Regions from separate parts of the Mus musculus genome. Here regions 1, 2 and 4 are each linked to region 3. The links are chromatin loops, found by intact Hi-C in ENCODE. Cell type or tissue: left cerebral cortex. All regions are shown on one strand. Region 1 overlaps Tmtc4 (transmembrane and tetratricopeptide repeat containing 4). Region 2 overlaps Gm33906 (a long non-coding RNA gene). Region 3 overlaps Gm33906 (a long non-coding RNA gene). Region 4 overlaps Gm33906 (a long non-coding RNA gene).

What was found. Peaks named below come from ENCODE experiments on the same cell type or tissue, not always from the same donor. Only the 100,000 strongest peaks of a DNase experiment are listed, where the experiment ranks them.
Region 1: a loop joins it to region 3, with 8 times the contacts of the local background. A loop is called at or near these places in 2 of 42 quality-filtered maps.
Region 2: it touches region 3 in a loop (11-fold over the local background); 2 of 42 quality-filtered maps call a loop at or near these places.
Region 4: it touches region 3 in a loop (4-fold over the local background); 2 of 42 quality-filtered maps call a loop at or near these places.

Annotation. Positions count from the first base shown.
Region 1 is chr14:122,954,645-122,962,644 of GRCm38, reverse strand. The region is part of intron 5 of Tmtc4 (transmembrane and tetratricopeptide repeat containing 4); the gene reads left to right. Among named protein-coding and RNA genes, the nearest start is that of Tmtc4, 25 kb to the left of the region's middle. In left cerebral cortex, no CTCF peak of the experiment used is centred here; a DNase peak (open chromatin) is centred at 4,487.
Region 2 is chr14:123,229,956-123,237,955 of GRCm38, reverse strand. All of the region lies in intron 1 of Gm33906 (a long non-coding RNA gene), which reads right to left. Among named protein-coding and RNA genes, the nearest start is that of AA536875, 65 kb to the right of the region's middle. In left cerebral cortex, no CTCF peak of the experiment used is centred here; a DNase peak (open chromatin) is centred at 4,966.
Region 3 is chr14:123,135,350-123,143,349 of GRCm38, reverse strand. All of the region lies in intron 1 of Gm33906 (a long non-coding RNA gene), which reads right to left. Among named protein-coding and RNA genes, the nearest start is that of AA536875, 29 kb to the left of the region's middle. In left cerebral cortex, no CTCF peak of the experiment used is centred here; a DNase peak (open chromatin) is centred at 4,416.
Region 4 is chr14:123,198,018-123,206,017 of GRCm38, reverse strand. All of the region lies in intron 1 of Gm33906 (a long non-coding RNA gene), which reads right to left. Among named protein-coding and RNA genes, the nearest start is that of AA536875, 34 kb to the right of the region's middle. In left cerebral cortex, no CTCF peak of the experiment used is centred here; DNase peaks (open chromatin) are centred at 2,528 and 3,822; H3K4me3 peaks cover 868 bases; H3K27ac peaks cover 1,083 bases.

The DNA.
Region 1 (8,000 bases), 180 kb after region 3:
TCAGTTCCTTGGACAGGGACTCCCCACTAACCACAGCTCATGATTAGAGCTCTGTAGAGGTTGTTCCTGCCTCAGTCTCCTAACAGCTGAGCAAGATTCCAGCGCCATTCTGTTTTCCATAAGGCTGTGAATCAGGCATGGGAGGGGTTCCCCCCATCACAGACATGTTAATTAAGTATAATGGCTCTACATGTCCTGTCATTGGCAATTAAGTTGGAATCTGCAGGTTATAGGGAGACATTTCTCAGCACTCAGAAAATGAAAACTTCAGACTTAAGAGGTTTTTTTTCAGAAATGTCTCATCAGTCATCATTTATTAATCTTAACATAACCTCCTTAAAACAATTACTTAGAGTTATGAATGAATTTCACAGTCATCAAACGTACTTTTTGAAGAAAGTATCTATATTAAGTATTAAATATCCACAGATTTAACAGGTAAGGTGTGTCATGTGGAACCTCCCACTGCTTTTAAAGATTGCCTTGTAAAGTCATAAGGGAAACCATTACAACACCAGAACTCCTTCCATTGAGTGAGCTGATAAATTCGCTAGGCTTTCTGAATGGACTGTTCTTTCAGAGTGGTGAAAAAAAAAAACCTGAAGCTACTTGGCATTCTGCCCTGGATTCTTTATCCTTTCTGTGTTAAAGTTCATGAATGTGTGCATTAACATTTATGTAGTATATGTGTATCTGTTTTGAGTTCTTTTACAGTCATAAAATTGTTTCTAAGGGTCATCCGTACAATAGGTAATTGGTTTAGGGAGCCTTTGGAGCTGGGAGTTTAGCTTGGGAGTGGATCACTTCCCCTGGCATAGGCGAAGCCTCGGGTTCTATGCCTAGTGTTGAAAGACAAATTAAATACTCGTGAAGTCTTCAGAAACTGATAGTGAGGTGAAGGTACTTCATTGTTGAGGGGTGCTCAGTTAACTCGTACTCTGATTCCCGGGAAGTTGGTGCTTGCCATATTACCTTTCGTTTTGCGTCCAGCGACACTATTTTAGTTAGCATGTATACTGTATTTAATTTAGCATGAGAAAGAGATGGTTAGGTCTGAGTTTATCAAGTATCTTCAATAAAGTTAATCTGAGCATGATTGGTGTTTGCGGAAAAGTATCGGTGGTAGCACCCCACTTGGATTACGAATAAATATTAATTTGTTTGACCTTCCCTTCCCACAACAGTAAGAAGAGAGGAGGATGGTTGTGGGAGCCTGGACAAAAGCCCGCTTGTCCATGTCTAGCCTATAGCCTCTATTTACTAATTAACTTGAACTCATTTTAGGACAGGAAAGAGTAGGCCAAATGGAGCCACAGAGTCACCTTCAGCATTGGTCTTTAAAGTATGAAACTGTAATGGTTGGTAAGCTCATTTCAGGCCTCAGTGCCTTGAGCTTGAAAGTTACCCTCAGCCTTGCAGCTCTGCATCCATTCTGCCCTTGGCAGGCTTGAGTTGGAGATACCATAGTTACTGCAGGGTTTAAAGTGGGTGGTTGAAGACTCTTGAGTCTTCTTCATTGTGAATCAGTTCCACTAAGGTTGCAATTCTAGAGGTTCCAAGTATCCTGAGAAGGCCTTAGATGCACTATGAGTAGTATTTATTTATTTTTTTTTTTTAGGCGCCTCTATTGCTTTAGTAAGGTCCTAACCTGACCTCCACTGTAGACACCAAAGGGCTTTGCATCCTGATGAGTAACCTGCCTTGTTCCTCTAGACCAATGGTCTAACCACACTGCACCAGCCCCTTGGTCTTCTCCTTATCATAGATCCCACCCCATCCCTTGTCTCTTGACAGAGGTATCATAATTTCAGTAACTTTTTTATATTTTTGATTTGTTTCTTTTTACTCTTTTCCCAACATGTCAAGAGTAGAATGTTCTCTGTTAAACACCAGCACCTTAGACACATCCTTAAGTACAGTGTCGATATTCAGCCTAGCATGTGCATTACCTAAGACCTGTTATTCTCAGAGGCTTGCAGGGTCCACAAGCCTTCACAGAGGAAGAACAAAGTTCCCTGGGCAAAAGATTTCGATCAGAAAATCTAACCAGGAAAGGAGTTCTGTTCTCTGATACTGTTCCCGAAGCATCACAGGGGCTGATCAATTTAGATCATCCATTCCCTCACCAATCAGCCTTATATTAAAAGTATTTCTTATACTGGGTCTTGTGCCAAATGCTGGATTGCAAAACCTAGAAACAAAGTCCATACAGCCCCATGGTGGTGGTGGTGGGGGATTTCTAGGCCCATGTGTATTATACGAATATACGTATACATGTCATACTTACGCTTGTAAAAATACTTTTCCCCCTCATGTTAAGACATTATACCCAGGGATTTGCATGTTCTAATCAAGACCTCTGGGTTGCACATTCCTAGCCTTAGTCCGGTTTGGTTTGGTTAAACTATGGCTTGAATTGTCTAGCATGTCCAGGGAGCTAAGAACAATCCCCTTCTCCACTCTTCCTCCTTAACTGTGTCATCTTAGCTCCCCGCATGTGCTGCAGTGTTTGCGGAGTGGATGGGGGTGGCCCTTGAACTGCAGGCACCCCTGACATTCCCACGCGTTTCTGTTGGTCCATCCTTTCATATATTTAGGAGCATCTTAATGTTTACATTTCCCTGTGTTTTAAATCACCAGTTTTCCCTCCCCTAGCTCATCAGTGCAGTGAACACAGACAGGCTAAGCCGTCCTCACAGACTCATGCCATAGCATGGTGTTTGCCTGTGTCTGTAAGTACAGCAGAGAATTAAAAGTTTTGTAGCAGAAACACAGTCTCTATTGGAATGAAAATGATCATGCTGTTTAATGCTTAGGCTTAATGTTTAAAGCAACCAACTTAAAGTCCTGGTCTTTGTACTTTAAGCATCTGAATATATAAAGTCAATAAAAAAGGAGGTCCGGTTTTAGGTACACATAAACTTGACATTCAGGAGTTGGAACTGAGTTAATACTATTTTATAAGGGAACAGAAATTAAGCGCTCTGAATTATGATTTAACTAGTTAGAAGGCTCTCTGAGAGACTATAGCTCCTTTTGGGTAACCTCATTAGCTTTCTTTATAGGTGCGGTCTGTATTATTAAGTCTGAACAATCTTTAACTACTTGAGTTTATTAGGAGGCCGCTTTGTTCAGCTCTGGTGACCTGGACTTTCAGAAACTGGAAGGAAATCTACTCACTGTCATCTTTAGGACTCTGGATTTTTTTTGGATATTTTTGGATTTTGTTTTGTTTTGCCTTTCTTTACTCTCTTTAAGCTCTTTTAGAAAAAGAGCTTTTAAATGTCATCAGACATTTACTTCAGAATAAGACAAAAAAATCATTAATTAAATGAGTTGAAGGTACATTTGTTGTTGTTGTTGTTTAATATGCTGTTCTCATGAGATGTTTTGTCAATACTGAAAGCTCTTTGAAAGCCTGCTCTTTCAGACTGGAGACAGGTAAGCCCTGAACTGTAAGCTTGCTAAAATGGTGAAAACAATTCCATTCTTCAACTAGTACCTTAAGCTAGGACTCAGTATCTTACTCATGTGGGAGGAGGGCTCTTCCAGAGAGGGATGGGGTTTTTTTGTTGTTTTTTGTTTTGTTTTTTTGTTTGTTTGTTTTGTTTTGTTTGTTTTTCGAGACAGGGTTTCTCTGTGTAGCCCTTGCTGTCCGGGAACTCACTTTGTAGACTAGGCTGGCCTGGAACTCAGAAATCCGCCTGCCTCTGCCTCCCATGTGCTGGGATTAAAGGCGTGCGCCACCACGCCTGGCCCTGAGGGATGGTCTTGTTACATTGTATGGCACACACTTTAAATTCTCAGCTCCGCCAAAAGTCAACAAGATCTCAGAGCTCAGAGCCTGTTTTTTGTTTGTTTATTTGTTGTTTGGTTTGGTTTGGTTTTTGTTGTTGTTGTTGTTGTTGTTGTTTTGTTCTTAAACCTTTATCCTGTTGCTGTCCTGTTTTGGTTCAGCCAGGAAATCGGGGTTTTCATTCCTTTACATTTAGCTTAAGATTTTTTTTTTTTTCTTTTGACTTAGAATCATGGTGCTTAAAAAGTAAGCCTAGTCAATTGGGTGACACACCTGTCATCCAAATACTCTAGAGGCAAAGGGAAGAGGAATTGTGAGTTTGAGGCCAGCTTAGACTACAGTAAAAAACTTACTTTATAAATAAATGAATAAGTTGGCAATAAATAAATAAATAAATAATAAAAAGTAAATGGCTGTGCCATACAGACACCTGTTTTTAGTCTGGGGTCATTGCTGGTGGGTTGTTTGTCTCTTTCTTCTCTGCCTTCATTTTCTTTGGATTCCTCCCCTGCTTGAATTTCTTTACATGGTCCCCTATGTGAGGACAGCAAGTCTGACTCTCATTCTGTGCATGGAAGCAGGCTCGGTTGGTTCCAGTACTTGGAACACGAGTCTGATGCTCATTGTGTAGCTCTGGCAGCTACAGAGCTGTGACCACCTGTCGTGATGGCCCGGTTCCCACACACACCATGATGTGCCAGTTTCGCTCCGCAGAGCTGCCAGGCAGAGGGTGGTGAAGAGGGCTAGCTTGTACAATGTGCTGCTCTTGCTGAAAGGAGGGAGGAGGGCTTCCCTCTGGAAGGAGTGCCAAGTCGGAGACGAATGCTTCATTAAATTGGTCACATCTGTTGGCACTTGTGGGTGTCAGTGCTGACAAGTGTCTTTCTGCTGGTTGGAGTTCTTCCCTTCGCTCCTTCATCCTTTGCCTCCGTTGACCTAAGGGACTGTGTCATCATGGATAATAGAGATATGGAGTGGGGTGGACCTCCCATGTTCTGAGTCTTATGCCATTGGCGCTTGTGCTAGGTAATTGCCCTGGAAAGTGGCTTTCCTCCACCTGAAAGGTACAGAATAGCTACAGATGGTTTTGTTATCTCTTCCTGTATCTTCTGAGCTTAAAAATCTAACAGTATGGACAAAGTTAGGGCCATGAATTCCAGTAGATACTTGAATAGAGAGCTGCATTCAAGATAGAATTACCTGTCTTAGGGAGACTTTATTTCTAAACAAAGATTCATAAAAATGTAACTGGATTATTCATAAATGTAACTGGAGGCAACGTTGGTTTTAAGGTTACTGTTTCTCACAGTTGCTTTTAGGTTGAAAATTATTACATTTTTATATGCATTTTATTCATATTTATTTATTTATTTATTTATTTAAAATTAGCCTCTTACATGATGAGGATACTTCCATCCTGAAGAGGCTAGAAGGCTAAGTTAAAAATGAAAGAACTTGTCTTCTAACTGTATTTGTTCACACCGAGAAGATTACTAACTTTTTGCTATCGCTGCATAGTTGCATAAGAAATGTGACAATGTAAAAGACTTCTAGTAAACATGGAGCTAAAATAAACCATTAATTTGGTTCTATATGCAAGGTGGCCTAGTGTTTCTGTCACTGCGATGAAATATTCATACTTGGAATGAGAGTTGCTAGCATTTGGTTGCCTGGTTAAAAACAGCCATAAAAAAAACCCATGAAATCCAAATTCACCTAGGTTATGTTGCAGGTTGACCTCCTTAGTTGCTTCGATGAATCGAGATTAAAAGTAAGTCTTAATTTAGGGGAATTGCATGGATTAAAAACTATAGTAGATGGGGTTGTCCCAGAACTCAGAACGGGTTTCTCAGTTTTTCTACCCACTCATGTAATATAAGCATTTTTGCCAATGCTTTGTACATTAGTTGACTCTGGTTTATAATGTCCAGGCATACTACACATTTGTGAAGAAGAACCCCATGATTTATATGATATAATTTTAGAGATTTATCCATTTATTATTTTGTGTGTATGTGTATGTGCCCGAGTGTATGTGCGTGCAGCACAGGCTGGCAGGCAGACACCCGTGTGCAAGAGTTCTCTGGACCCGGAGTTATGGGTGGTTGTGAGATACCTCACATGGGTGCTGGAAATGAAACCTGGGTCCTCTAGAAGAACAATGAATGTTCTTAACTGGTGAGCCATCTTTCCAGCCCCAGATGATACGATTTTAAAAGGTAAAGTTTTCTAGTTTGGATGCTGGAAGACACGCTAACACATATGCATGTTTAATCCTAAGGCTTCTGATAAAATACTGATAGCTCGGTGGCAAAGAGTAGATGAGAAAATGTTGGATTTAAATCAGCAGACTCATTTCATACTTTGCAAGATTTTAGAGGTGTGGATGGAATATAGACAAAGCAGTGTGCAAGGTGTCTCACAAAGCTGAGGCTGATTCTGAGGTTTACAGAGGCTGCCATATATAGAAACATAACAGGGCATACTTGTCTTTTTTTTTTTTTTCCAGTTCCCACTGTTTAAATTTCAGGAACAAGTGGTCTGGGAATGTAGCTTAGTTGCTAGAGTGCATACAAACCGTGCATAAAGCCCTCAGTTCAGGCCCCAGGTCCACAAGAACCAGGACTGTAATCTTAGCACTCAAGAGCTGGAAACAAGAGCATCAGAAATCAAGGGTCATCTTCTCCATAGTGAGTCTGAGGCCAGGCTGGAGTATAAGTCTCCCTGTCTCAAAAAAAAAAAAAAAGTGAGATGATTTTAGTCTATCAGAAATACAATTTTATATGGAATCAGTATAAAATGTAAAATACACATGATTTTTTTCACACAGAAGTCTTCAGACTCTTGTGTGGCAGTGCAGCACATCTCAGCTGGGACTAGATAAAGTCCAAGTGCTTGTTAGCTTTAATTACTTGCTTTTATATAGGAACAGGTCTGGAGTGTAGCTCTCTGCAGGTGAAGCCGTCAACTGGGTTAATAACTGACCATTGAAGTGTTGCCTTTGATCTGAAATTGCCACTGATTTTGGTTACTGAAGCTGAAGTAACTTCAGCAGAGAAGTGCCGTCACCAGGCAGGTTTTTGGGTGTCTGATATCAGAAGCCTAAGGGAGGATTTCGGTGAAGGACGTGAAATTGGAGGAGGTTTAGTTTAAGTGCTTCTATTGCTGTGATAAAGCATGGCCAAAAGGAGCGTGGAGAGGAAAGGGTTTGTTTCAGTTTGTACTTCCACAACACAGTCTGGGGTGATCAAAAACCATCAGGGTGACTTAAGAATGAAATTCAGCTCAGCTGGATTTTATTGTAACCGGTGCTACACCAGGAAGGACTTCTAGAGTCTGGCCCAGGTCATTTTACTTTAGCTGTGTTTAAGCACAGCACAATTTTGGAAAAAAATTTTGGTAACAACTGAGTCCCAAATGCACAGCAGTTTAAGATGTTTATATTGAGATTCTTTACAAAGTATATCTGGCTGCTTTCACAAGAATGGATGTTGTTGTCTTGGAGATGGTGCCCAAGAAGTTAGGGTCTAGGGAGCTTGCCTGAGTTAAACATAAGGCCTGTGGGTGTCAGGATTGGCCTGGCCCTAAGATAAACATAGAAGTCACTTAGGCTCTTAAGTCACTTAGTAAAGCACATGGGATATCACTCATAAGAATGGTTTAGGGTCTAACACAGTGTTCAAGACTTAGGGGGAAAGAGTCTGGGGTAAGTCAAAACAAAAATTCTGGAAGATACAGGCAGAGTTTGTCTCATCAGATAGCAAAGGATCGTCAGGTTGTAAAAACTACATCATTCCTTGCATTCCAGGAAGAACAGCTAAGCACCTTATTCCATTGAAGAGGTAACCTGTGTGTTCCTTCACCTTCCCTGGCTTCTCCAGTGCCTATCATGTGTACAAGACCTTATCGCCCTCTATAACCATCTATCGCTGAAGGAAGTCAGGGCAAGAGCTCAAGGCAGGAAGCTGGCGGCAGGAGCAGAAGCAGAGACAGTAGAAGATAATATTCAGCCTGTTTGTTCATACAATTCATGACCACCAGCCCAGGAACAACAGTGCTCACAGTGAGCCCTCCTACATCAATCCTCAATCACGACACGACAACACCCAAAAGCCTTGCCTTCAGACCAATCTGGTGAAGACTTTCTCTCAGATAAGACTCCCACTTCCCACATATGTTAGGATTGTGCCAAGTTGCAAAAACC
Region 2 (8,000 bases), 95 kb before region 3:
TGTGCAAAATATGCACAGCAAAGATCGTAAAAACCCCGGCTCTCAGATAACAAGGAAAGCAGAGACAGCAACTCCCACTAACTGTTCCTACCATTTTATAGAGCGCTGTGTTTCCACTGAACCTCATCTGGAAACATTCGTGAGTCACTAAACAAGCTAACTGCCTACAATAACCACTCAACCAAACAAATATCCAGAAACTGATGCTATAGACGTTAAACCATCAAAGGATAAGTGGGTGGGTGTCCTGGATCAGCATGATCCTACATGCAACAATTGAGGACAAAACAAAAATGACAGTAGAGAAAGGGAAAGGATTTGCATGAGTATCTAGACTTGTCATGCCCTCAGACTCACACAATTTTACATAGCTCACTACTTAACTGTAGAAATTAGGTATTTTTTAAACCCTTTTCCAGTGTGTGTATGTGTGTATGCACTCAGATATAACTCAAGCAAATCTTGTAGAAAAGGTGACAGCAAGTTTGGGTCTAATGTAACTCTTGTTTTATTTTGACCTACTAAAAGGCTCTCACATAATGATTCATCCCTTCTACAGAAATGAGATGTCAGGATGCAAAGGGCACCACATCCCGTCAACAGGCCATGTTTGTCTCCCAGAAGCACCTCAGGGAATTTTAACAGCAAGCACCATCTTCTGAGCCCTTCATGAGACTAACATCCGCTGGCTTCCTTTTCCACATCTGTAGGAGTAAAATTAGCAAGCAGTATGGAATCTGAGTTCTCCCCAGAGTTCAGTCAAAGGTCAGAGCTACCTTTGGGTAATTCATAGGGGAAAAAAGTTGCATAATAAAAATAATGATGTGGCATATGAATGTGGTTCCAATAGAACCATACCCTTTCAGCAGCCAGCTATATACCAACTCTCCATTTTCTGCTTGTTGTGTTTCTTAACACAGCTCTTTTTGCATCTGCCAGTGACTAAAATGTTTACCACCTCCTTGGTCTATTACTCTTGTTGCCTCAGGTCACAGAACATTCCAGTCGAGTTGCAAATTATTAGGACTGATTTTTTTTTATGCCTGTGCTGTCTAGAAAATATGCATGCATGTGTCCTCATCCTTACCCCGTGTTCACTGTCCTATACTGCTAGGATCTCTTTGTCCCTCCATTAGCCCCAATAAATTACAGTTGATTATAGCTCAGTCCCTTCTATAGTGGGTTAAATGCAGTAAAATGAGCAGGAAAATAGCAAACAAGGCCTTGGGGTGACATCAACACCCTGTAATAGCTTACTTTTACCTCTGATATTTTCACAGATGATTCTATCTGAAATTCCTCAATTTGGGATAATGATGCTGAAAGTGTATAATGTGAGTATTTGTGGTTGAGCCACAGATGATGGTAATAGTAGTGGCAGAAAGGTTGTATGTGGGTAAAAATCTAGCTCAGTGTAAAAGGCTGCTGAAGGCTAACTACACTCATGCTCAAATAAGTCCTGATGCAGTGGTCCTATCTGTAACATTAATAGGTTTTGATGTTTATTTTTTAAAAGAATAGAAGGAGAATCTCTGACAGAAAATTAAATAATAATAATAATAATAATAATAATAATAGTAAATAATAATAATAATAAACAAGTCTCTGGATTTAAAAAAAATTCCAGATCTGGGGACCCAGGATTCAATCCCCATCACTACAAAAATAAATATAAAGAAAAGGTGGGGGGGGGGGCATGTACCTAAAACTTCTCATTCACTGTGATCATTAAGCATTTTATTTGAGCCACCTATGACAATGAGGACATCTGACTATGGCTCCACCTGTACCTAACTATAAGGACCACTGCTATATATAGCATGAGGTGTTCAACTCTTTATTGAAACTCCATTTACCCACCCCGCCCCATGTTTTTGTTTCTTGAGTAGCTTTAGATAGAGAAATAATGACCACAGTGAAAAGCTCTCTCTGGGATGGGAAGATTAAGCTGAAATTTAGTAGGGACCTGAGATGTACAGAACCAGGAACAAGAGAAGTTTGATCTATGCCTTAGCTTGGGTTTTATTGCTGTGAAGAGACAACATGACCAAGGCAAATCTTATAAAAGAAAATATTTAACTGGGGCTGGCTTACAGTTTCAGAAGTTCAGTCCATTATCTTCATGGTGGGAAGTATAGCAGCATGCAGGCAGACATGCTGGATGAAGTAGATGAGAGTTCTACATCTTGATCCGAAGACAGTCAGGAGGAGACTTCTCTGCAGGCAGCTAGGAGGGGACTCTCTTCCACACCTACATGGGGGAAACTTTAGCCTCAAAGACTATGAACACAGTGACACACTTCCTCCAACAAGGTCACACCCATTCCAACAAGGTCACACCTCCTAACAGTGCTGCTTCCCATGGCTAAGCATATTCAAACTACTAGAGTCTGTCATCTCCCCCAACTCCCTGCATCCACCAAATATGATCCTTCCTGGCCCCAAGCCTTTACTTCTTCAGACCCTCTCTAGTCTGAAATTTTACTCAGACACTTCATTTAATTCTTGCCAAACAATTCACTATGCTGTAAGTTATTATGCAAAAGTCCTCACCACACCTTGGAATCACATCCTTCTTAGAGACTTACCTTTAACCCCCACTCTAATCTAGGTATCCTTTCTGATTATCTGCTCTTCATTTTACCCTAAACACCAGTACCCTGCATGATAAAACTATAGCAAACACACTAATGGTGTTCTTCATTGTGTTGGGCAAAAGTATTCTTCTCTAGTCTCCAAAGTGTGTTCCTTAAAAGCTATATTGATTTTCTCACTCATTTCTTTATGCCCCCTCTCATGCTACATACACTGAGACACCTTCAAGAGCCTCAATGTCCTCCATACTCCTACACTTCTAGGTAAATGGACTTGATTTCCTTCGAAAGCCCAAGTGTCCTGCCTCTGTCCTTGATACCTTCTCTCAGACTTTAGTTCTTCATTCTATTCTCCACAGACAAACTTCTCCCTCCTGACACTTGGATACCCTCAAATTATTCCTTGCCTTAAACCAAAGGCCGAAAGGAAAACATGTGAAACAAGACATCTCTTCTCCCTACCCAACTATGTCTAAATGGCTCCTTTTAATGCTTCCTCCAGCCTAGTCATAAATCCTCACATACCCTCCCTAACCATATTAATGATTTTCCCTTCTGTAGAAATCATCCGTCAAACACTATTTCTTAAAAAGAAATTCCTAGGTCAGAGCATCAGAATATTATTTTACTACATTTCTTACTGAAGCTTGATTGATTTCTTAAATGTACTTAAAAAATCAATATGCAATAGGGAAATAAGTCATAAGTTAAAAGTTCAAGGGATACATACAAACTGCACATGCCTACATGCTTAGCACCCAGTCTAAGGAAAGAACATTATCAAACTCCTAGAATCCAGTGTTCTCTCTCACCCCCTGGAATACACCACCCCACCTTTCACTAACTGTCACACTGGCTTCTGAATCCACATTAATGTTGCCATTTAGTAGTACTCTAAAATAGAAGTGTACAGAATGTACCTTTTTCTGTTTATCTTCTTTTATCAGATATTGGGCCTACTGATTCCTGATGTCTATATTTATGGCTTACTCATTCTTATTGCTGTTTTCTAGCATTACCTGTATATGCTATGATTTATGTATTTTCTGTTGATAAACATTTGGGTAACTTTTAACACAGTTGTATTATTTAATAGTGGTGCTACAAATATCCTACTGTGTATGAGTGTTGAATTTCTTCAGGATGTGTCCCAGAGGTGGAATTTGAGGACAACTTCACTATCAAAAATACCAACAAGGTCCACTCACACTAGCAGTGGATGAGAGTTCTGGCTGCCTGTATGCTCACCAACACTTGGTGGTTTCCTGATCTTTTCATTTTGCCATTGTAATGAGTGTACATTTATGATTTTTAATTCAGTGAATTCAATATCTTCAATCACTCCATATTTAACATGAGAGACTCCCTCCTTTGTACCACAAACTCACTCCTCACTGCAGAACATGTTGGTCTTCAGTGTCTCTTCTCATGTACCTTTCTCTTCCAACACTCTCAGGTCTGCATAATGTTTTTTCCTTTCCTTTACAAATTCTATTCCATGATCCCATTATTTGCTATCATTAAGTCTTACTTCCTTCAAGACAATATATTTACAACAGACAATAAAATTCCACAATTTTATTCACTCAACCAATGGTTACTTTATCCTTTACTAAATTCCTGACTGTTTGGGATACCAAACACTTTGAAAAGAAGCAGAGATGAATTGTTTAAGAAACAATCCTGGTTGGCTAGTTCTAGTGCCCACCTACATACCAGCACCTGGAAGATAGAGGCAGTGGAGTCAGACATTAAAAGTCATCTTTGGCTACATAGTAAGTTCTAAACCCAGTCACCTGGACTAAATGAGATACTACCACAAAAGAATGAAAGAATGAACAAAAGTACAAAAGAAAGAGAGAGATGTGGAAGAAGAAAAACCCTTGCCTTAAACAGCCTACTATCTCCACAACAAACAACAGCAAATCAATCTCCATTGGCAGTACCTAAGCATACCACACTAGAGGTTTGCTGAGACATAGAAATAACTAAAAAGGATAATAAGCAATATGAGCACTCAACCCTAAGACTTCAGTCTCCAGTGTTGGAGAAGAACTCACATATGAAAAGCATGGAGAGTGTCTTTCACACACTAACACTGTTTGGAATGGTTAAAGATGTCTGTGAAATAGAGAATAGAACCCATAGAGAAGTCTGCAAACATACACTGAAGGGCTTCCATACTTTCCCAGGAAGTGACTGAATTCATAAGTCAAGGGATCTACAAATATACTGGGATAACATTGTTTAATTCACTGAAAAAATTATTTTAGTTCCAAAGCTAAGTCAGCCATATGTCCTGGATTTTCCAGGACTCTGCTGATTTAAAATATTTTGTCTTACCAGGCCATGTGTCAGAACACAGCCCACAGCCCATTTAAGGTTAGAAAAATTGTGTTACCATAACCTCATTCCATCCCACATGCCATATTGTTTTTTTCAAATAAATGGTGACCTTGTTTCTGGTGGGTATCCTACACAGAAAACAATCTTGGTTTGTGAGCTTGCAATGTATGCTTATGAATATTCAAATGCACAACTCCAATTAAAATAAGAGCTGAAAGTCTGTGCTACAGGCAAGAAAAAAATACTCTGCTCATAGCTGCATTTGCTTTACTAACAACAGGTTGTAGCCTGACAGCCTGAGGGTAAAAATAATTAATGTTTTGTTCTTACCTTGTTATCATACATCTAATGAATCATATTTTGATTTTGCTTTACATTTGTTGAAGAGCCATAGACAGGTCCAATATAACAGAAGAAGCTGCAACTTTTTTGTCCGGTTCAGATGAGCACTGCTATATTTAGGAGCATTATATAGCTCAGTCTTTACAGAGAGATAAATGCCAGGAAGCCCATTCCAACTAAGAAGAATTTAAGAAGTATCTCAAACTTTAGGTTTACCCAAGAACAATCTGCAGGTCCAGTCCAGAATGCATAAAAGCTACATCATTTAGTGGTGGTGGTACTAGGTACTGAGCATTATACATGCTAGGCAAACACCCTACCACTGAGCTATATCACTAGTTCAATGTCAATTTGACACAACCCAGAGTTATTAGAGAGGAGGGAGCCTCCCCTGAGAAAATAGGTCCTCCATCTATACACAAGCCTGAAGGACATTTTCTTAATGAATTATGAGGGAGCACCCAGTCCAGTGTGGGTGGTGTCATCTCTGGGTTAGTGGTCCTGGGATGTATAAGAAAGCAGAATAGATTTGACCTTAGTACAAGGAGATAGAAATGGATCAATTTGCATTCTTCTACATGATAACCGCCAGTTGTGCCAGCACCATTTGTTGAAAATGCTGTCTTTTTTCCACTGGATGGTTTTAGCTCCCTTGTCAAAGATCAAGTGACCATAGGTGTGTGGATTCATCTCTGGGTCTTCAATTCTGTTCCATTGGTCTACTTGTCTGTCACTATACCAGTACCATGCAGTTTTGATCACAATTGCTCTGTAGTACAGTTTTAGGTCTGGCATGGTGATTCCACCAGGGGTTCTTTTATCCTTGAGAAGAATTTTTGCTATCCTCGGTTTTTTGTTATTCCAGATGAATCTGCCGATTGCCCTTTCTAATTCGTTGAAGAATTGAGTTGGAATTTTGATGGGGATTGCATTGAATCTGTAGATTGCTTTTGGCAAGATAGCCATTTTTACAATGTTGATCCTGCCAATCCATGAGCATGGGAGATCTTTCCATCTTCTGAGATCTTCTTTAATTTCTTTCTTTAGAGACTTGAAGTTCTTATCATACAGATCTTTCACTTCCTTAGTTAAGAGTCACGCCAAGGTATTTTATATTATTTGTGACTATTGAGAAGGGTGTTGTTTCCTTAATTTCTTTCTCAGCCTGTTTATCCTTTGTGTAGAGAAAGGCCATTGACTTGTTTGAGTTAATTTTATATCCAGCTACTTTATTGAAGCTGTTTATCAGGCTTAGGAGTTCTCTGGTGGAATTTTTAGGGTCACTTATATATACTATCATATCATCTGCAAAAAGTGATATTTTGACTTCTTCCTTTCCAATTTGTATCCCCTTGATCTCCTTTTGTTGTCTAATTGCTCTGGCTAGGACTTCAAGTGCAATGTTGAATAGGTAGGGTGAGAGTGGACAGCCTTGTCTAGATATAGCTCTCTCTTGTGAGACTATGCCGGGGCCTAGCAAACACAGAAGTAGATGATCACAGTCAGCTATTGGATGGGTCACATGGCCCCCAATGGAGGAGCTAGAGAAATTACCCAAGGAGCTAAAGGGAACTGCAACCCTATAGGTGGAACAACAATATGAACTAACCAGTACCCGGGAGCTCTTGTCTTTAGCTGCATATGTATCAAAAGATGGCCTAGTCGGCCATCACTGCAAAGAGAGGCCCATTGGACACGCAAACTTTATATGCCCCAGTACAGGGGAACGCCAGGGCCAAAAAGGGGGAGTGGGTGGGTAGGGGATTGGGGGGGGTGGGTATGGGGGACCTTTGGGATAGCATTGAAAATGTAAACGAGGAAAATACCTAATAATAAAAAAAATAAAAAAAATAAAAAAGAAAGCAGAATAAGCAAGTCATGAGGAGTAAACCAGAAAGTATCACCTATCCATGGTGTCTTAGTCAGGGTTTCTATTTCTGCATAAACATCATGACCAAGAAGCAGTTGGGGAGGAAAGGGTTTATTCAGCTTACACTTCCATACTGCTGTTCATCACTAAAGGAAGTCAAGACTGGAACTCAAGCAAGGCAGGAAGCAGGAGCTGATGCAGAGGCCATGGAGGGATGTTCTTTACTGGCTTGCCTCCCCTGGCTTGCTCAGCCTGCTCTCTTATAGAACCCAAGACTACCAGCCCAGAGATGGTCTCACCCACAAGGGGCCTTTCTCCCTTGATCACTAATTGAGAAAATGCCTTACAGCTGGACCTTGTAGAGGCATCTCCCCAACTGAAGTTCCTTTCTCTGTAATAACTCCAGCCTGTGTCAAGTTGACACCCACAACCAGCCAGTACACATGGCATCTGCATTAGTTCTTGCCTCCATGATCCTGCCCTGAATAAATTACTGCCCTCACTGCTTTTGATGAGAAAATGTTATGTGGAACTGTGAGAGAAATAAACCTTTTCCTCCCCAAGGTGTTTTGGTCACAATGCTTCATGGCAACAGAACCCTAATGAAGACAATCTCCCATCTCATTTTACTCTTTATTTTGAGACTAATTCTAAAATTCACTCTGCAGCTCAGGCAAATGTTGAACTTCTAGTTCTTCCGCTTTAGCCTCCAGATTAGAATAGCTGTAAATATATGCATGGAACACCAAACCAGCTGCCACAACTTCTAACAATCTTCTACCTTCTTATTTTGCATCAGTCTGCTTGTCAGTCTCCTTTCCTCTGCCTGATTCTAGCTCTTTGTTCTG
Region 3 (8,000 bases):
TCTAGTCGGTGAGACAAGGACCTGAATAGTGTTCCAATTCATATGTGGATACTCTAACTCTATTTCACTGCTTAAGGATGTGACTATATTTTCAGATAGGACCACTAAAGAAGTAAGTAAGATATGAGGTAAAGTGGACCTAGTCCAAACAGACTAAACTTCTCTTAAGGAGAAATTATGACTCAGACCCCCAGAGAGAGGAGAGCATACAAAAAGGCTGCAATCTCTCAGCAAGTTGAAAAATAGAGAAAAAAAAAAAAAAACTTCTTCCACCTTGATCTTAAATGTTCCACCACCAGAATGACAAGTGGCCACCTTGTCTGTGATTGATAGTTCTGACAACCTTGGCCAGCCTATACGGAAACCCCCAAGCTATAGAAAGAACTCGATAGCCACTAGATTGGTAGCCTATGGGTTTCACAATCTAGACTCATCAGAGAGTCAAGGAAAAGACTGCTAAAGTTGCTTTTCAGACTTAACCCATTTCTCTATTCCTCTCTGAAAGCTGCTGTTATAACAAATGATGAATGAAAACTCATTCTCTCATCACTTTGGGACTGGAAGACAGATGACAGGAGGCCAACAAGATTGAGCCTCCTCAGTAACTCTGGGCAGAGCCCTTCCTTGCCTCCTCCTGACTTCTGGTTGAAGCCTGGTAGTCCTTGGCTTGCACTTATATCACCTGTGTCTCTGCCTACATCATCTACTGGGGTAGTCTCTATGTGTCTATCTTCCTATGGTGATCTTCTCATAAGGACACCAGTCATAACTGATCAAGACCTTCACAGCCCAAGATGATTTCATCTTGACTAATTTTAACTACCCCAGTTCCAAGTAAGGTCACATTCCACACTATCAGGGGCTAGGACTGCAGCATATCTTTTGAGGAGACCATTCAAATTCACAGCTGTTGTCCATGAACATCCTCAGTAAGATGAAGAAGTAGAGCAGCAAACAGGAAACTATCCTGTCAATGAAACAAGCACTGTGGGCCTGACTCTAAAATACATGCAGATATCTCAAGCAAACAGACCCAGATGACCAGCACCAGCTGACTTGACAAGATACCAAGCTGTAACATCACCTCATTTGATCAGTAGAGATGTTGTGCAGGGGCTGAAAAAGGAAGATGATGTCATCTGCCAACTTTTACATTTCTAGAAATACAATGTGCTTTTACAAAGAAATCCTAACTGGTACACTGACATGAACAAAGAAAAGTTATTGTATTGTCAATACCCTGCTCTGAAAATTCAAATGGTCTTTATTTATACCTTCAACTACCAAATTAAAGCCAACTAATTGTGATAAGTCCCTCTCCAATTCAAAATCACCAAAGAATACTTTGGATTCTCAGAGTCAAGGCTCTTATCTCCCAGCATCAACAGCCGTGGCACTAGTCAATGAAAGCCAGTTTATTTGTCATTAAGGAAGACTTGGGGACTGGAGAGGAATGTTAGGGAGCCCATCTATCCTATCCACTACAGCCAGTAATGCTGAAAGCCAGACAGTCACCATGCAAACAGGCACAGACCTCAGAACACACAAATTATTTGGCTCTTGCGAGCTACAATCAGAGTCAAAATCTTACAGATCCAAACCCATGTTCCTTTTCCTACCTAAAAGATTCTTAAAAGTTGTTAAATAATCTAGAATGTGCCCTAAAGCAAGTTATATTCATTAGGATCCATTAGAATTCTTTCTGTATAGAGTATGTGCTGTTTGGTGAGTCTGGGATCTAAGGGCTTCTCCCAAGATCTTCAGAGGCTCTATTGGTATTACTTACCCAGGTGTTATGACCTGTGTAAACTGCAAATGGGGAACAAAAGCTGAAGTTTTGTAATATGGAACTCACACTTTGTAGGAACATGTGCTTTCTGATTCTGGTATCTACAAAAAAGTTGTATCCCAAATCCTTCTGGCTTCCTTTCCCATAACCAACTTTTCCTCATGCAGGTAAAACAACTTTCCTGGTTGGTTTGGTCTAAGTCCATTGTGTGGAACTAAGCACCTACTCTTCTTAGAAGGGCAGAGACTCAATCTTGCCCATCTGTGCTCAAAACAGGGAAATGGTCCTTTGGTAAAATCTTAGAGATCTTCTTATTCTGGCATACTTTCAGAGAGTACTGTTCCATGTTTACTAAGGAAAAGAAAGAGGCTACACACATACACTAACTGGCTCATACATCATCTCTACTAACATGTGGTCACACTAGCACTCTCCCGAGAGGCCTGTATGAAAACAGTGATACACGTAGAATTTCCCAGGCTTTAAAAGGATAAGAACTGCCAAGATCTTACCAAGGGGAATCCTGTTTACATAGTCTTTTGATTAGGAAAACTCTTAGATAAATCAGTGAACATGCAGAGGAACAGGCATAGAAATAAGGATATCTGGGTTGATAGTAATTGTCTTCTCCAGTCCACAGTCATGTTGGTCAGCCTGACTTGTTCACATGAGAGCTCTCTCTCTCTCTCTCTCTCTCTCTCTCACACACACACACACACACACACACACACACACACACACACACACACTCCACAACTAATTAATGGATTTTGGCAGTATATCTAGACCAGGCCAAGATCCCTTCTCTGGGCACCTAGAATTTAATACATCAGAATAACAGAACAGACAGGCAGGCATGCTTTGAAGCTAGGTCAAGGTTGAGGAGGTCTGGATAACTAGTTGTGCCTGCTCTGTATGCAAAGATACAAGGAAAGCCCAGCTGTCAAAAGCAAAGAATGAAGCTCAAATACAAACAAACAAAACAATAGTAAAATAAGAAACAGAGACTAAGAGATGGACAGATCCTTCTTTCATCTTTTTTTCCGCCAACTTCTCAGTTTCTGCAGGATTTACTTCATGCTCCTCATAGTCCTGGATATCCGTGAGACTTACTTAAATCTCTGTAATCAATCTTCCCCTTTTTATTAAGTTATTTATATATTTCTCATAACAAAAAAAAAAACAAAACAAAAACAAACAAACAAAAAAAAACACCACCTATGGCAGAGCCATTGGAAAAGCCCCTGGGTATATGAGTGGTAACAAAAGACTTAATGTCTGATAATACCTTGAGTATCTGTGATATCAGTCTGTCTGTTCACTCCCTTGGATATGCAAACAGTAACGAAGTGATACTCATTTGATACCAACAAAAACATTCCCCAACCCAATCTTGGTGTGTGAAGCCTCTCTTGGGGATGTTCCCATTGACTTGCATGGATATGCCCAGTCCTTGAAAATCACAGCTGAAGAACAGACTGTGGAAATCAGATGAAAAACAAGAGACTCAGCATGTCCCAACCAGACCATCAAAACATAATGACAATCATTATATCAATCACGAGTGATGCTGCTTAACAGCTCTTTTTGAAGAAGAAATAAAATGGAAGGAGAGGGAGGACATGCTTGGCATTGCACTGAAAAGTGTGAAAATGGTCATTCCTATGGCATGATTTCTGTCTGGAACACTGATGTCCACTATGTAGACAGTGATCAAAATAAATACTGCAGGCACGTCTCATGAAAAAAAGCCAGAGTTCCTTTTCTGATTTACTGAAAAGGCTCATGGCTTACATACCTCATTCCTTTATTTCCAAAGCCAGGGGTTGGCAAGGCTCTCCCCTGACTGAGCTGCATCTCCAACACTCCCTTTAAAGAATGTATAAAGCTGGAGTGCCCAGAGCTGGCCCAGGGCACCAAGACCCAGCTGCCACACTCCTGGAATGCAGACCACTGCCTGCCACAGTGATGAAAGCCCAGAACAGGCATCTCCAATGCTTTGATTTGCAAGAACAGCTTGACATCCATAGCAACGCGGTTAACGTGAAAAACACAAGATAAAAACATTCCATTTAATTAAAAGCCCACAGTTCAATGGTAGTATAATTATTACAAGTGCATTTTATGGCTGTCTGCATTCGTTGTGGGTACATAAATTAATATGCAAATTTCCAGCCCTTCTCCTGTTCTTAAGCAGTCCTCCCCACTATCAATCTTTTCTCCAACATGTCAATTGTGTAAAGCATGGCTTTTTAAATGCAAAATAAAATTCACATTTACAGTGCTTCTGAAATCTCTCTAAACTGCTAAGCTTTGGTTTAGATAGATGGTGTTTAATTAACAGAGTTCACCTCTCTCCAAGGGCCCCCCAGGACAACAGAAACAAGGCCAAGGCATGCCCATGGTCTTCAGTCTGGCCAAGATTAAAGACTATTTCTCCATCTCAAGGACCACCTATCAAGGTATTTGTGATTCTCCATTCACTACAGCAAGAATTATAGGGAAACGTTGTTCTGATTTACAGAAAAGCAAATTCCTGTCCCTAGACACATGAGCTTGATATTATTCACCAGGGAAACTCAAGAAGAAAGCATTATTTAACAGATGGTGAGTAGGTGTTCAGAAATTTGTAGGCAGTAGACTCTAAGAACTACTGGTGGATGGATATGCATAAGAAGAGCTCCAACATATAAAAAGGACACATGCTCTACTATGTTCATAGCTGCCTTATTTATAATATCCAGAAGCTAGAAAGAACCCAGATGTCCTTCAACAGAGGAACGGATACAGAAAATGTGGTACATTTACACAATGGAGTACTACTCAGCTATTAAAAACAATGACTTCATGAAAATCTTAGGCAAATGGATGGAACTAGAAAATATCATCCTTCTTAAGATAACCCAATCACAAAAGAACACACATGGTATGCATTCACTGATAAGTGGATATTAGTCCAAAAGCTCCGAATACCCAAGATACAATTCACAGACCACGTGAAGCTCAAGAAGAAAGAAAACTAAAGTGTGAATACTTCAGTCATTCTTAGAAGAGGGAACAAAATACTCTCAGGAAGATATACGGAGACAAAGTGTGGATCAGAGACTGAAGGAAAGACCATCCAGAGACTGCCCCACCTGGGGACCCATCCCATATACAGACACCAAACCCAGACACTATTGTGGATGCCAATAAGCGCTTGCTGACAGGAGCCTGATATAGCTGTCTCCTGAGAGGCTCTTTAAGAGACTGGCAAATACAGAGGTGGATGCTTGCAGCCAATGATTGGACTGAGCACAGGGTTTTCAATGGAGGAGTTAGAGAAAGGACTGGAGGAGCTGAAGGGGTTTGCAACCCATAGGAAGAACAACAATATCAACCAACCAGACTCCCCAAGAGCTCCCAGGAACTAAACCACCAACCAAAGAGTACACATGGAGGGCCCCATAACTCCAGCCACATATGTAGCAGAGTATGGCCTTGTCCAACATCAATGGGAGGAGAAGCCCTTGGTCTGGGGAAGGCTCAATGTCCCAGTGTAGGGGAATGCCAGGGCAGGGAGGTGAGAGTGGGTGGGTGGGTGGGTGAGCACCCTCATAGAAGCAGGGGGAGGGAGGATGGGATAGGAGAGTTCAGGGGGCGGGAAAGGAGATAATATTTGAAATGTAAATAAATAAAGTATCCAATAGAAAAAGAAAAAAAAGAAAAGAAATAAAAAGAAATGTTCAATGACTTTAGTCATGGGGGGTTGTAGTCTCCCCTCCCCTAGCCTGAAACCTGCTTGCTCAGGGGTGGAGCTTCCTGCTCATTCGTTCTGCCACGCCCACTGCTGGAACCTGCGGAGCCACACACGTGCGCCTTTCTACTGGACCAGAGATTATTCGGCGGGAATCGGGTCCCCTCCCCCTTCCTTCATAACTAGTGTCGCAACAATAAAATTTGAGCCTTGATCAGAGTAACTGTCTTGACTACATTCTTTTCTCTCGCCACCTAGCCCCTCTTCTCTTCCAGGTTTCCAAAATGCCTTTCCAGGATAGAACCCAGGTTGTGGTCTGCTGGCCGGACACAACAGGGGGTGAGGGGAGAAGTGGTATAGTAGGCACAGGCATGCCACCTGATTTCATCTACTTTGACAGAATTGCTAAAGTGAGTCAATAATAATGATCAAAATCTGTCTGAACCTATAAATATGCACATTTCAAGATAAAAATATATCAATAAAGTTTGGGGCTAAGTCTTTCATGACTACCTAACAAACATGTGCAGACATGTTTTACATGTAAAATGCTCCTCACAGGTTCATCACATGTTGAACACTTTTCCCAAGCTGGTGGTGCAGTTTGAGGAGGTGTGGGGAAACTTTAGGAGGTGGGGTACAACCAGAGGAAGCAGATCACTCAGGAACAGATCTTGAGGTTTACAACCTGGCTCCACTCCCAGTCTCCTGCTTTCCTGACCTGCCCAGGTGTGAACCAGCAGCCTCATATTTTTAGTACTACAGCAGAAGCTTATCCTGCAACTATGCCTTTTCTCCATGATGGACCCTCAAATCTTGAGCCAAAATAGTTGCTTTCTGCTTTAGCCACTCCTTGTAAGGTATTTGATCCCAGTGACCAGAAAAGCAGATAACATGATATAGTTTGTGAAAATCTTGTTTGACTAGTAACACTGAGTTTATTACAGCATGAGTAGTTAAGAGCCCTTGAAGTTCTTGTTCACTTCCTAGCACCACATGATAGCTCACAACTGCCTGTAACTCCAGTTTCACCCACTTTTGGCCACCATGGACACTACATGCATATAATACACATAAATTCATGTAGATGAACACATGTACACATAAATAAGTCTTTAAGAGAAAAACATTAGGTGCTTGAATGAAAGACTTCAAGGTGGGCCCCCAAAGCCCCAAGTTTTGTCTTGCTCTGGCAATGATACTAGTGTCTTAATAGAACTGGAGAAAATGTGCTTGGGTAATTTACAAATGTTCCAGACTAAAGAGACAGCTACAGTATACACTTCTAGAATTAAAGTTCCCAAACAAAAACATCCCAAAGACTGAGCCTATTAAGTAAAAAAAAAAAAAAAAAAAAAAAAAAAAATTCAACTCTCCAAGAAGAAGGACTTTCCTGTATATTGGGTTTTGCTTGTTTTTAAGTTGTCCATGAAACTGATGGTGGTACCCTTTAGCTTGGCATGGATGACTAAAGAATTGTTATGAATCATTAAAATGAAGAATATACAATATTACTAAAAGGCAAGGGCTTTCTTTATAGTATTACCAGTGTCAAGAACAGTGTCAAGACCAGGATTCCAACTGAGGCTCAGTGGTAAAGCACTTGTCTAGCATATGAAAATCCCTAGTATTGACCCATGGTATCATAATAAGATAAAATAAACTAAAGAACAGTGACTAACATATAATATATTCTAAGTAAATATAAATTGGTCAGGTCCTGTATTTCCCATCTCTACCCTAAAAATAGAAATTATAGAAATTTGGAAAACATATAAAGACATTAAAAATCCAAAAACTTCCTTCAAGTCTTTTCTTTATGTATTTTCCCATGGTGAAATAAACTTTAAAATGGTAATTAATTTACATTATAAAAATTATTTCTATATCATGTATCTTCACAAATATATTATTTTCATGGTTCTGTATCAGTTCACTTTGTACATGTACATCCATTTTCCTAACCACCCATAGTTTATATGTGGGTATTTAAACATGAGCCTGACAATTATCAATATAAGCAAAACTTTCATTATGTTTTATAATGAGTAATAAATAGCCTTCTTGAAGTAGTATATGCCTAAAACTAGACCAAGTGTGTGTGTCGGGGGGAAGAATAACAGCCAAGAAAGCAATTATTCTTCCTAAAATACTAAATACTAAATCCTAAAATACAAATGCTTGCCAGGGTTGTGGGGAAAGTCCACTGAAATTTGGCAAATCATGAGCTCTGGAAGACCAGAGTGATCTCTGGCAACACCATCTACTTGTTCAATGACAATCTGAGTTAGCTTCTTGTAAATAAGGCTTGATTACCAATTCTGTGAGATGGACTTCATTGGGTTGTTACAGTGGGAAAGTGATGCCTACAAATGCCTGAAATCACTCAGTAAAAGGCAGCTGCTCCTTGGTTCACTTTGATTATTCTACCACTCTCATGAAATCACAGAAGCATGCATTGTTTTTAAGTTTGGA
Region 4 (8,000 bases), 63 kb before region 3:
CCTTCTTGTTGTACATCCTGTCTCCCAGCTACCTCCAAAACTCTATGCTTTCACTGTATAGTATAATCACACCATGTAAATAGAAGCCTGGGTATATTTAAAGCCTGGGTGTGACCAAAGTATATGGAAGGGTGATTGAATTGGGTCATTCAGACTTATCATAGAAAATGAAGACCAAGGATACAATGTATAGAGCCTCCCATTTAGAACTCTGGGGAATTCTACTCACTGGACTTAAGGTTGAACTGACACCAATAAATCAAAAGTAACTGCTGTTATAATTTATCACAGTTATGATTCTATAAAGTAGTTACTTATTTGTACACATTTAACTCTCTGGTGTTTATGTAGTAACTTTATATCCCTCTTTATCCAAAATATCCATGTCCTCCTTTCACTCACTATATTACTATGCCTGGGTTCATCATATCAGTTCACTCTTTGTCATTTTTATCCAGTGCTTTTAGGATAAGTAGGAATGTTTAAAGCACTATGACCCATCTCTATTCTCAGAGGTTCTGATGCAGAATTTCGATCACTCCGCTACTCATTGCTGACAGCTTTTCTATCCCCCTCAGTTTGAATAGACACAAAGAAACCACATCTGTCAATTATTTTATCAGCAACGCAAGTGCAGAAGCATTGCTTGCAAGTGGTCAGCAGTCATTTCTGCAAGGCAGATGCTCATTTTTAAAAAGAAAAATAAAATCTGCAGTATCTACAACTTCTATGTATATGCAGAATAGTTATCTGCACTGTACCTCTTGGCATCCCTGATGTTGAGCTTATTGATCTGCCCTAATGAATTACCTATTTTGTTGACGTCTACACTCTGCAATAACAAAGTCAATCACATCTGAGTTGTCTACTTCTAATTTCCATCTATTTTGCACACTGTCTGCAAAGACAATCAGCTATACACAAAGGAGTAACTGTCACCTTGGAACCAGAAACCCCCCACCCAAGTTTTTGGTTTGTAATTTAGTCTATCATTCAGGACATTTCATTACCTTTGTCTCTGTATCTGTGTAAAAACAACAACAACAACAACAACAAAAACCCTACATCCTTTATAACCACCCCATAGTTAGACAGACATTTTGTATATTACCATTAGGAAAAGCCTTGGAAACCCAAATACCTCACTCTTTTTAATGTGTGAGGGAGTTAGGATGAGTCTTCCCATACCAATTAACCTAATCTAGATAAAGCCTCTCAGATATTCTCAAAAGCTAACCAAATCTAGATAAATCCCTCTCAAGCATGCACAGAGGCTGGTCTCCTAGGTGATTCGAAACCATGTCAAGTTGGCAATCAATATCAGACAGCATCTTATGCAATGAAAATAATAATCCATAGCATTCACAAGCAACCTCAATTTTTAAAATTGTTAATATTCTCAATAATAAAATAAGAATTTTATAAGATAACTAAGAAATAATAATTATTCCCCTACATAAAACACCTAGGCTAGCTTCCTTTTTGGTGTGTGTGTGTGTGTGTGTGTGTGTGTGTGTGTGTGTGTGTGTGAGATATGTGTGCCTCTGTGTGTATGTTGTGCATGTATGGTGTGTGTGTGATATACATGTCTGTGGTGTGTGCATGTGTGTGTGATATGTGTGTGTGTGTGTGGTGTGTGTGATATGTGTGCATGTGTGTTTCTGTGTATGTGTGTGTAGTATGTGTGTGTGATATGTGTGCATGCATGTGTCTGTGTATGTGTGGTATGTGTGCGTGTGTGTGTGTGTGTGTGTGTGTGTGTGTGTGTGTGTGGTGTGATGTACATGTCTGTCCATGGTGTATGTGTGTGCGTGTGTGAGATGTGCATGTCTGTGTATGGTATGTGTGCCTAAGTACACCTGTGGAAGCCAGAGGTCAATGTCAGGTGTCTTCTATCACCTTCCACCTTATTTTTTTAGATAAATTTCTCATTGAATCTGAAACTCCCCAATTAGCTATACTGGCTTTTCATGAAGCACTTTAACAGACAGAGCCATCTCTCTACCCCCTTAAAGATATCAATGTGCAGAGTCCGGCCTCCGTCTTTGAGAAGGGATATATTCTCAAAATTTTGCATGCTTAATATGCAATGAGCTTTAACAAATTATTTAGATGAGCCATGTGACTAGAGGCCATACATGCATGCACATACAGCTTAGCTGTAGACAGAGGCTATATAGTATATTTTAGTTATATCTAGTTTGAGGTACAGTAGACTCAAGACTCCAAACTCCTTGAAAACTAAATGTTAAAATTCGGTTTGACTAAGTTAGGTGAAACTCTATTCACTCAAGTTTAAATTTCTGCAAGATTTAAAGAAAACAGAGCAAGTCAGTAGTAGTCTGTTTTCAGGTATTATTTGCACAGGCAAGACAAGCACTAGACTGGCATGGTGCTGATGGATGAAGAGGGACTGGTTTTAAGCAGGAAGGCTTATGTTCAAAGCCATATCTACCCACAGATATAAAAATGTCAGTTCTTTCTTTCCACAGGGCTTGGTAGCAACTGAGAGACGTTTATATTTGCTAAGTTCTGCATCGAATGAATGGAAGAGCCAAACCCATGTTTTAATGACAAAATGCTTCCCACACACAGGCTAAAATAATGCTTTTACTCATGTCAGCATGTGCTCGAGCACACGCACGCGCGCGCGCGCACACACACACACACACACACACACACACACACACACACACAGAATCATCATCATCATCATTCTTAGTATCTTTCTTTTGCTTCCATTTGAATAGTTAACCTGTAGATCCAAAGTCACATAACAGCCATTTCAGCACACAGATACACACACACACACACACACACAGAGAGAGAGAGAGAGAGAGAGAGAGAGAGAGAGAGAGAGAGAGAGAGAGAGACATCATTCTTAGTAGTTTGCTTCTGTTTCCACTTGAATAGATACCCTGAAGATGGGAAGTCACACAACAGCTTTGTGCCCTATCAAGTTGCCTCCACCCAAAAACAGCTGCAATGCTTATCTAATTAAACCCCAGCGCCAAACTGTGAGATGCAGCATCAATCATTAATATTGTATTTTGGATCACTTTAAATTCTGACTGGGGGTAGGTGGTTTCCCGCACACTGGTCTCAGAAGGAGATTTTTCAAATAATCTTTAAGCAGCACTGAAAAAAATAAAACAAGCTGCCTGCTGTTCGATGAGGACTGTGCTACCCTGCTGAACACTGATTAGCTGTTAACTCTAATTGAGAGATGGATATTACTTATTCTGAAAATGCTAAGGATACTTTTATTGTGAATAATATGTAGCTTTCCTCACCTCAAAAATGTGTCTGTGGCTACTTGCCCAAATTATGAGCTGTTCCAAAAGAATAGGGGCTTCTGGTTCTCTTGTCTCTAATTTGCAGAGTCATTTATCCTGAATTGTGGCTTTTCTCCAGGTAGCCATCCACGAGTCAGCGGACTGTGATCTCCATGTGGGGTTTGTGCATAGATGCCCTGCATCTGGAGCAGGGGCATATTCTTACAGTTCTGAAGGCTCAGAGATGTTTATGTAAATCTTTGTCTCAGTCAGGCTCATGCTGACGTGCTTAGGTTTATGCTCATGAACCAAGAGGAGGAGTTTTCTCTATCGCCTTCTAAAAGACTAGAGCCAGCAAAGCAAGCCAAATGGGGCAAATTAGACAAAGAGAAACTGGCCAAAACTAAATGAATATCTGCTTCCTTCTAGCATTCTAGGAAGGATACCAGGCAGCTGTGCCAAAGCACACTGCTCCTCTTTGTGGGGAAAATGCTATGATCTACTCAAAGTCAGGGCCATCCGTCAGCACCCGCCACAAAAGGAGATGTGTATAAGAGAGGCTCCTTAACGAGGGACGGAGGACTGCAGAAGCACGGCGTGTGCCAAGCTCTGTAGAAGCACCGCTTAAAACTCAAGAGGAAATAGGGCAAATATCTGAACCATGAGGTTCCCATTCTCAAAGCCAAGATAGGTTGAGTCTGTGCCAGGGTCGTGCCTGGAACCCAGCCACATCAGCTAAAGAGGGATGGGAGAGCCAGAGAGAATACAAATAAGTGGGAGTAAGAGAGTGGAGATGTTTCACGAGCCTCGGGGGACAAGGAAAAGGAAAAGACTGTTAGAATGGCTTGCTGCAGGGCAGAGAGGCTGGAAGATCTAGGAACGTTCTGAAAGCCTACAAAAAGGATCTCTGCGCATGAAGGGACTGATCAGAGGCATCTCCTGAGTCTAGCAAATAGTCCAAAGCAGATCAGGGCACCGTGCCTTGGGCTGTCAACACAACTCAGCTCAAATTACATTTTCCCAGAGTCTCTTTGCCCATATAATTCTGAGAAACTATGTGCCAATTTAGAAAGTGGAATCTAGAGGCAGCCACATTTATGGGCTTTGATAACTGTTTATCTGCCTATTCACCTTGTTGGCTAGCATCAACTTCAGTTCTTGCTGAATCCTCTTCTTCAACTCTGTGACTGTGAAGCCAGCCATGTTCTCTCCTTTACAGGATGTGCCATTATTCCTGCCATACCCACCCATTCTCCAAGTTAGAAATTAAGAGATGGTGCAATGTCAGTTCAGATTCTGCCCATCCTCGTAGGTTACAGCTTGTGTCCCCGGTTATCACAGCTTTCCTCCAGTCCTCCATAACTCTCACATTTCTTTGACCACACTTAAAAAGGACAGTGGCTCGTCTCGGTGTATAGTGATTTAGTTATAATATTCTAGATAACTCATCATGTAGCTTACTATGATTGGGGCTTAGAAACTGGCATTAAGATGCTCTATGAATAATTAGCAGTTTCTAATTCATAGACTTTATGGCATATTTAAACATGTACACACAAACAGGACAAATATGCATATGTACACATTCACATATTAATAATATAAATGTGAATTAAGTATGACCATGTTTTGCTTAATAATAAATATACATTCTGATACACGCTTGGTTACATAATTTTATCACTGTGAAACTATAGAATGTAGTTACATGAACTAAGATAAAATATCATTCAATAATACAATTTTATATGATCACCACCCTATTCAAAGTCTGCCCTTGACCAATCTGTTATTATGCAGCATGTGATTATGTGCATGTATACACACATACACACACACATACACACACACACATGCACGCATGCACACATACACATGTACATATGTTTGTGGCAGCAAGCTAACTTGTCTGTTGGTAAGCAAGGAGGAAATCTCTCAATTGCCCTACTTTTTTGTTTTTGTTTTTGTTTTTGTTTTGTTTTGTTTTTGTTTTGCTTTTTTGAGACAGAGTTTCTCTGTATAGCCCTGGCTGTCCTGGAACTCACTCTGTAGACCAGGCTGGCCTCGAACTCAGAAATCTGCCTGCCTCTGCCTCCCAAGTGCTGGAATTAAAGGTGTGTGCCACCACACCCAGCTCTATTGCCCTACTTTCAAACACAATACTCTTCTTACATGATCACCATCATTTCCCTTTTCTTTAACCCATTCTTTGGTCATGATATCTCTAGTAGAGAGTAGAGCAATCTGCTGTTCTTTGGCTCTCCTACTTTGCACCAAGGCAAAACAAACTGTAGGCTTTCACTAGAATGGACTTCTTAGAAATGTCTACAGAATGTGAGGACCCCTGTCAGTGCATCCACATGACAATAGAACCACCCGTGCTCTGCCTCTGGGAAGCATGGGAAGAACTGTTGGTACAGAGAACACCTGGCTGAGAATGCAACCTAATTCTGATGTTATCTCCTCGCCTATCCTTCAACCTTTGGATGTGTTATGTGATATCCTTCCCTCCTTAATCGAAAACTTGAGACAAAAGTGTTTGTTCTGGCTGTCTGTAGCATTAAAATAACACCAAATGAAATTATTTATGTGCAGATTGTTCACAAACATGAAAAAACAAAACTTTAGGACCCAAATCATTCCAATTGTATTGAACTTACTTAAGCAGGAGAATAGAAGCTCAGCTACGCTCGGTAGACTTGGTGCCTGTATGCAGGAGATGAGCAACTCAGCTGGAACCATCTCTGGCTTTTGCCTTCCCGTTGATAAGACACCAGTTACTTCCCCCCTCATTTTTCCTTTCTGTAGGAGCTAACCTGAGCTCCAACATGGATGACTGAGGCTATGAGACCTGACTACCTCTAGTCATTCCTTTCTCTAAAGGACTGGATTCTGCTCCCAATATCCCACAACTAGTGAACAACGTATTTGCATGATGAGAAAAATTACTGTGAGATATGGTATCTCACATAGTTCTCATCCTCATGCTGCTGCCTGACCTAGCTCCACTCTAGACACCTTGACTTGATGCTTAACGTCTTTTCTCTTCCGGTGTCAGAATTGATAATCTCTTCTGAAAGAGAGATGGGAGGGAGAGAGATGTGGAAAGGAAAGAAGGAATGAAGAATAGAAAAATGCAACAAAATCTGTAAGATAGGAAGAGAGCTAATTTATTCTACTTTGTATTAAGGATGTGTGCTTTTTGGCAGTGAGGACTCTAATATGCTTGAAGTGTAATCGACTTAGGAATTGTAATAACAGCCTTCCTTCTGAGTGATTTCTGATGAATTAGGAATGTTGCCTCTGGCTTGTTTTTTTCATCCCTGATAATTGAAAGTCTCAAGTTAGCAAACAATTGCTTTCCAGCAAGCATTGCTCCTTTGTTCAATTGTTCATTCAACAAAAACATCTCCTGGTTCGTGTCTGTGTGCCAGACACCGTGCACTCAGTTTGCCAGGCATGCAGGGTAGAGCCAGACAGTCTGGTGTCTGAGGTTTTAAGGCCAAGAATCCAATGCTTACATCTGGCATTTTCTAATTAAGAAAAATATTTTATGCAATAATTTTGGGGTCTTGGGGTATGGTACATTTGGTGATGAGCTGACTGGACACAAAAGAAGTTGCTGAGGGGTTCCAAAGAGCTTAAAGGATGTGGTTCCCAAATCTAATTTTCTTTCTTCTTGTGGTACCAAATCTAGTGCCTGGCCCTCAGCAAGTAGGTGATTTCTTCCAATCCACAAGGAGCCCTTTTTCAGATGAAAGCGCCATTCACTACCTCAGAGATGCTTGTGTAGTAGCAGGGAATGGGAAGCAGTTGTGGCTATGGTTATAAACTCCACAGGCGATTCTTATATATATAAGCACAAAGGAGACCCACTCAGCATGAGCTGTATACATATTGTGCAACATATGAAAAATGATCAAACAGATAAATATTTTAAATGGGTGCCATATTTTAAAAAGAACACTTGGCACACCACGGGAAATAAATTCCAAAACCAACATATACGTATATGCATACAAATGATTAATTTTTTTTAGACTGTAAATTTGTAAAAGAGCAAGGAGGGGTATATGTGAGGGTTTGGAGTTTTGAAAGGAAAGGGGGAAATGAAGTAATTATATTGCAACCTGAAAATATATTTTTAAAGAAATATAGAAAGAAATGTTGGGCTAATGTTATGTATAAATTTGATTAACACAAACCAAAAGAGGTTTTAATTTTCTAATTATTTAGTGCATATACCTAAAGTCAGATACTGCCCCTGAGTTCAGGGTGACCTTGAACTATTTATCTTCCTGTCTTTACTTCCTACATGCTAAGAATATTAGCCTATGTCTGTTACCTTGAGATTAATACATTTTAAATTATTTTAATACATTTTCAAACTAATCATCTGTTCTGTGTGTTGTTCAAGATGCTTCTCAACAGAGAGAGAGGAAAAGAAGCATGTGATTAGACATTTAGTGTCTGTAAAAGCCTGAGAAGTCCTATGTCCAGGGTTCTGAAGTTGGGGCTTAATAGCAGAGCATCTACCTAATATGCATAATGCCCTAGGTTTGATCTCAAGGGGTGAAATAAGTATATAAGTAAATCTGTTTAGTATATGGGAATTTTTCCTCATGTCATGTGTCCAGACTACATTGTCCCTCCATCTGTTCCTGCTAGTTTCTTCCCCTGACCCGTCCAGATCTACCTCCTCTCAGGGTCCATTAGAAAACAAAC